2 separate regions of the Homo sapiens genome follow, and region 2 is linked to region 1. Evidence: chromatin contacts called from ENCODE Hi-C or POLR2A ChIA-PET data. All regions are on one chromosome and are shown on one strand. Each heading gives the region's core, a stretch centred on a gene start or an enhancer-like site at or near the end of the contact. The rest is flanking DNA. Distances are from core to core; before and after follow the strand shown.

What was found. A loop is a pair of places that touch in the nucleus more often than their neighbours do. ChIA-PET counts read pairs that join two places held with the same protein, here RNA polymerase II (POLR2A). Pooled maps may share reads with other maps.
Region 2: a loop to region 1 is called in a map of PC-9, with 11 times the contacts of the local background. The contact joins the enhancer-like site here to the promoter of SLC25A43 in region 1. A Hi-C loop is called at or near these places in 1 of 168 maps with a recorded cell type or tissue (PC-9) and 1 of 50 pooled maps. POLR2A ChIA-PET finds 5 or more read pairs at or near these places in 2 of 52 experiments (HEK293 and activated CD4-positive, alpha-beta T cell).

Annotation. Positions count from the first base shown.
Region 1 is chrX:119,398,008-119,400,828 of GRCh38, forward strand. SLC25A43 (solute carrier family 25 member 43) reads left to right here and starts at 1,329. Exons shown (of 5, transcript NM_145305.3): 1 at 1,329-1,671. The coding sequence starts at 1,397. RefSeq lists a silencer at 1,193-1,852.
Region 2 is chrX:119,324,107-119,327,072 of GRCh38, forward strand. LINC03098 (long intergenic non-protein coding RNA 3098) reads left to right here. Exons shown (of 4, transcript NR_110396.1): 2 at 799-917; 3 at 2,076-2,211. Among named protein-coding and RNA genes, the nearest start is that of LINC03098, 34 kb to the left of the region's middle. Within about 2 kb of position 1,470, at least 2 of the 41 ENCODE cell types and tissues checked have a DNase peak (open chromatin) inside an H3K27ac peak, as active enhancers do; they include PC-9, where a contact is called at or near this core.

The DNA.
Region 1 (2,821 bases), core at 79-2,578:
AGTATGGCTTCTGCAACTAGAACAAGTTCTCACAGTCAAAACCTTGTAATGTCATACTCAAGTGAGATTGACAGTGAAAAATAAAAAAGGAGAAACCCTGCAATGCCTTTTAGAAAACGTTCCTATAGCATTGTGTGTTAGTAAATGTAAATAACTATACAAGCCTAAAAACAACTATGTACCCGGAACATCTTGCTCACACCAACAGACTGCTGACAGTTCCTTTCCTTGTAATTATTAGTGACATGGCTTTTTTAGAAAAAAAAGAGACAGAAAGAAATTCTGAAATTCTGAAATTTTTGAACTGATTAAAGAATCCTCGGATTCTGGCCAAGCCTCTCTTAGCCATTCTTTGCCTCTATTGTTCTCTTAGCTTACAGAACCACTGAAAATGTCCCTACTGGAGTTAACTCTGCAGTCCTAGTAGACATATAGTGTAGCCGTTAGTGGAAACTGACATAAACCGCCCTAGATTTCAAACCGGTCTCTGCTTTGTAGGTAGCTGTGTGAGCCTGAGCAAGTCCTCTCTGTGTCTTGGTTTCCTCTCCTGTAAATGAATACCTAATCAGAACTAACACATATAAACTGCTTACCCATACCAGTCATTGTTCATTAATCCTTACAACAACCCCTAGGAGGAAAAAATTATAATCTCTGTTTTATAAAGCAACTGACACACAGAGAGGTTGAGTGACTTCCCCAAGGTCCCACAGCTGGTAAGCTGCAGAGCCAAGAATCTTACACAGGTTCAAGAGTCCAGATTCAAGTCCCCACACCCACACAGCCTCTGTCAATGAGGACATACGTACTTAGGGCCGTTTTGAGGATTACATGAGAACGTCTGTAAAGCCCAGTACTTGACAAGTGCCTGAGAGATAGCAACTGTGGTTGTTAGAATTTTTTACCTTCTGCACTGGGAAACCATCAAGGCTTTTTGGTTAGGCAGGAAAAAAAAATGGGTTGGAGGCAAGAGGAGGAGGAGGGAAGCGCCAGGGGAGGAAGACAGAGAAGTGGCACGTGAAAGGGAGAAAAGGGGCAAACCAGAGGAGAGGCAGGGAGGGGCGGCGGGGGCGCACTGAACATTTAGGAAGCAAGATGTCTAGCAGGCTGGGCCTTGAGAGAACAGTAACTGTTTCGCAACTGAAAGTCGCTACTCGAGCCTTGCCAACTGGGGAGACTATGCCCATGATATCCGCGGCCTCGGACCCCGGACCCTCCAGGCCCTCGCGCCCCACCCCCGACCAGCCTCGGGCCAGGCTAGGGCGTAGACGGGGCTTCCCGTCCCTCACGCGGGCCCGCCCCATGCCGGGCGGGGCCTGGGGCCCGCCACCTCCGCCCGTGGCCGGAGAGCCCCAGGCCCGAGCCACGCGGTCTTCCGGGCCCGGGTCGGGGCTCGATGGCTACGTGGAGGCGGGACGGCCGACTGACAGGCGGCCAAAGGCTGCTGTGCGCTGGGCTGGCGGGGACGCTCAGCCTCAGCCTCACCGCGCCCCTGGAGCTCGCCACCGTGCTGGCCCAGGTTGGCGTCGTGCGAGGCCACGCCCGGGGACCGTGGGCCACAGGGCACCGGGTGTGGCGGGCAGAGGGGCTCCGGGCCCTGTGGAAGGGGAACGCGGTGGCGTGCCTGCGCCTCTTCCCCTGCAGCGCCGTGCAGCTCGCCGCCTACCGCAAGTAAGAGCCGGGCGGGGCCGGGGAACCGGGAGACCGGACGGGGGTGGGGTGGGGGAGCCGCGGCCCGACGCCGCCCTGCTGCCTGGACTCGGGGCCCTGGAGTAGGGACGGCCCCCTTGTCGATCACCTGGGGACCCCTCGGGGCGGTGGGCCACCTCTATGGCCCCCAGAGTGCAGCCCCAATGCTTTTCACGTTCTCTTGGGGTTACCGCCCTGCAAGATGCAGTTTTGTGGTCCGCAGCCCTGGTCCGAGAGGCTTTCCGGATTGGACCGGGCGAGGAGGTGGAATGCAGCAAAGGATTTGGAGGAAAGGAATGAAAAGCTCTCCAGAGAGATGAGTCCTAACCATTTCCACCGTCCTCCAATTTGGAAACTTTTGCTTAGGCTGGCTTAGGAAGAGAGAGACCCTTTTAAAGGTGTTTTTGTCTGTGTGACCCAAGCCCCGAGAAGAAAGTGCTTGGTGTGGGGAAAGGACCCGATCCATCGATACGAAAAGGCCGCAGATTTTTGCCCACACATCTCCCCAACTTAAATGAAGCTTGACTTCAGGCTCCGACAGAGGCTGCAGCTTCCCCTCCCCAAGCTGAGAACGGCCCCCTCAGCCTACCGCTTCACCCCACTGGCCTCATTTATTTGGGCCTTTTCCACCTTCTCCCACATCAACAGCTGCTCCTTAGGAAAAGATCTAAAGGTGTAAATGCAGCCTTAAAGCTTCCACCGAGCTCAGAGGTACCTGCATTTGAACTGGAAACCAAGCCTGAAAGAATGAATTGGTAGTGATGGCATTTCAGGAAGCAGAGATGTTTCTGTATTGGGGGGACGGTCCCTGTGTTCCTCATTCAGTGGGCACAGTGGCATCTTTGATATCGCCTTGGCTCTGAATTAGACAAACAGCCCACATTTGGGAGAGTCGGTCTTGACCGCATAGTTTAGTCTTGGCGGCTAATAGTCAAAGGATTTTGCCTTGACACTGTCACTCACCTGGGAGGCCAGAGGTGGAAGGCTCACCTGGCAGCCGACAAGCCGAACGGAATCATCCTTATTACCTAGGCCTCTAGGCCAGTACTCATTTTGCCTCTGCCTGGAAATAGAGTTCCCTTCTCTTCCTCTGCAGAGGGACTCATGGGTGGGACCATGACATTTAGTTAAG
Region 2 (2,966 bases), core at 220-2,719, 74 kb before region 1:
GTGATGTTTATTGGCTTTCAGAATCAACCTATAGAAAAAGTATGAAAGACAAATATAGTTATAGAATGGAATGTAAATATGAAAATGGTTTAAACTTTAACAATGTTAAAGTACTCAAATAACCAGGAGGAGTGGGGAGTAATTTCTTCATTTGACACAGTAAGCCTCAAGAAGTAAGTGTAAATGGAAGCTTAAGTACATTATGCAAAGTGTTAATGGTAAACAATTGAGGAGCTAACAAAAAAGAGGAAAGTCAATACTGCTTAAAGGAAATAAATCAAGATTTCAAAGTAAAAGCATCTTATTAAGAATTATGGAAATAACCAACAGAAAAAAAAATCCCAGAAATGGTCAAAAGAAGCTCAAAGGTATCAAATGATACTCTGATTAGTAAGACTGAGGGTAAGAGCAGGAAGAATCTTTGTACTTTTAATTTTGTAACCTCCCACATAGCTATTCCATTCAGTCATTCATTCCTTCAGCAAATACTTATAGAACATTATTATTGTACCAGGCATGATTCGAAGCACAGGGATACAGGATAGACAAGGCGGAGAATATTCCTGCCCTCAAGGAACTCATATTCTAGTGGGCAAAGGTATACAATAGACAAGTAAATTGTTTCCCCAAAAAGATAGGTACAAATATTAAGTGCAATGAAAATTATAAAACAAAATAAAGTGATAATAACTTGAGTGATCAGGGAAGGCCTCTCTGAAGAAGTAAAATTTGAGCTAAAATACTTTTTTATATGAGAAACGTATAGGATTTCTTTTCTTTTTTTTTTTTTTGAGACAGAGTTTCACTCTTGTTGCCCAGGCTACAGTGCAATGGCACGGTCTTCGCTCACCACAACCTCCGCCTCCTGGGTTCAAGCGATTCTCCTGCCTCAGCCTCCCGAGTAGCTGGGATTACAGGTATGCACCACCACACCTGGCTGATTTTTTTTGTATTTTTAGTAGAGACGGGGTTTCATAATCCCTTTCTTCCAAGGAGGCTCCCTGGCCCCTATGCAAATTTACATACTTCCTCCCCAGCAACCAGCTCAACAAACCAAGGAATTTGCGGAGAGGCAGTCTTTGTCAAACCACAAAAGATCTTGTTACACCCTTAGCCCAAAGCAATAATTACCTACCTGCCTCAGATTTACCCAGAGAGCATTTCCAAGTGATTGTTCCCAGCACAAGGAAGACATGCTGCAAAGTGACTTGTTGGAAAATGTTCAAGTACCACTTTCTTTCCCTATGATTCCCTAACCCGTGTCCAGCAGCACCAGGAAGAGATCCAGGCTCATCTCAAGGTGGGGTCTCCAGAGAAGCATAGTGAAGGGAGACCCACTACATAGGCAGAACTGCCTGTTCATACCTGACAGCAAAGCCCTATATGTAGGTCCTAAGTCTGTGCTACGATGCTATTGTAGCTCGTTACCAATGCTCTTTTGAAACACACAGCATGAAGCACCTTGACTTACTCAACATCCTGTACTACACTGAGGCATGTTTTTGGCCACAGGAAAACAAAAAAGGCTAAAGAAGCTCAACAGAGCTACCCCATCCTCCCTCAATCACCAAGCATTCCTAGGAGACGTTCCTTACATTCCTCACCAACTCTCTGCCAACTGTGGTCATAGCATAATAATCATTGAAGTCAACACCTTCATGAGAACAACCCACTTTCTCTCTTCAGCTGGACCACTTTCTGCCCCAGTTATCTCTACCTTATTCTTCAGAGACATAATTGTTCCACCTCTAAGACAGCCTACCCTGTAACATCTGACTGGGGAGCCCAATTTGTGCAAAGTTTCTATAGAGCACACTTCTGATCCACCATGTCCAAATCCACTTGTCCATTGCCCACAACAATCAAACTGAACAACAGCCAGATAGATTTTGGAGGAGACTTCTGGTTGTCATTCACCTTCAACAAATAAGATAACTGGGACACACACCTCCCAAATGCTAAATTTGCTTACCATACTCTGCACCCATCTATTAGAGGACCCTTTTTCATAGTCATTGCAGCTTTCTTTCTCATACCAACCAGCTGCATCACCATCTTTTGCTTTCGGTCAACAGATGTCAATTATCTATTATGCACCAGACACTGTACTGGATGTGAGGGTCATGGCTGCCCATAGGCCATGAGGTGACTGCGTGCAAATTTGAAAAAGGCTCTCCAGATGCACACCTCTGCACCAGGTTGCATGAATTGGTGAGTACAGCGAAGGCTGGATTTCAATCCTTACTGATCCTCTCAACCAGATTCCCTTGTACAGTGAACAATTGTACCCAGCAGGCATATGGGGATTGAACAATAAGAGTCTTGTGGCTAACTGGAAGCATTCTAGATTCCCCCAGGAAGGCCAAAGGGACATCTGCATTTTCCAAATATTTCATCAAGTTCTCCTACTACAGTGTCTGCTCCACCTGCTGCTATTACATACCCAAGGACCACTCCCAGGGCCCAGTTACATATCTGGAGATTATGAACCCTGTCACCTTTGCCTCCAGCTTCCCCTTTTTCATGTATACCCACCTCATCTTTCACCATTCCTCACTAGACTCAGCTGGCCTCAACTCCACCCAGCACCTCACTGTGTACTTTATACCCATAGGATCCAATGTTGCACAATAAGAAACCCAAAAGACACAATACGGGAAATTTTGGAGCAAGACACTACCTCCAGTACTGATCTTACCTCACCCCATTTAGCAGGGAGGAAGTGAAAGGCAGGAGGGGACATGTCCAATCCTGCTCTTTCTTAGGCTGATCAAGTCACCCCCAAATAGATGGCCAACCTCTACTGAGAGGGGCCTTCACATCCCTCTGCCTTGGCCAAACACTGTGTTCTTTGTACCTCATTCCCAGATTGAGCCAGCTGAAGCAAAACCCAGTGAAGACCACCTTTACCGTTTTTTAATAGAATACATAAAACCCCAGTCTACAGCATCTGCCTTCCCCTTTTC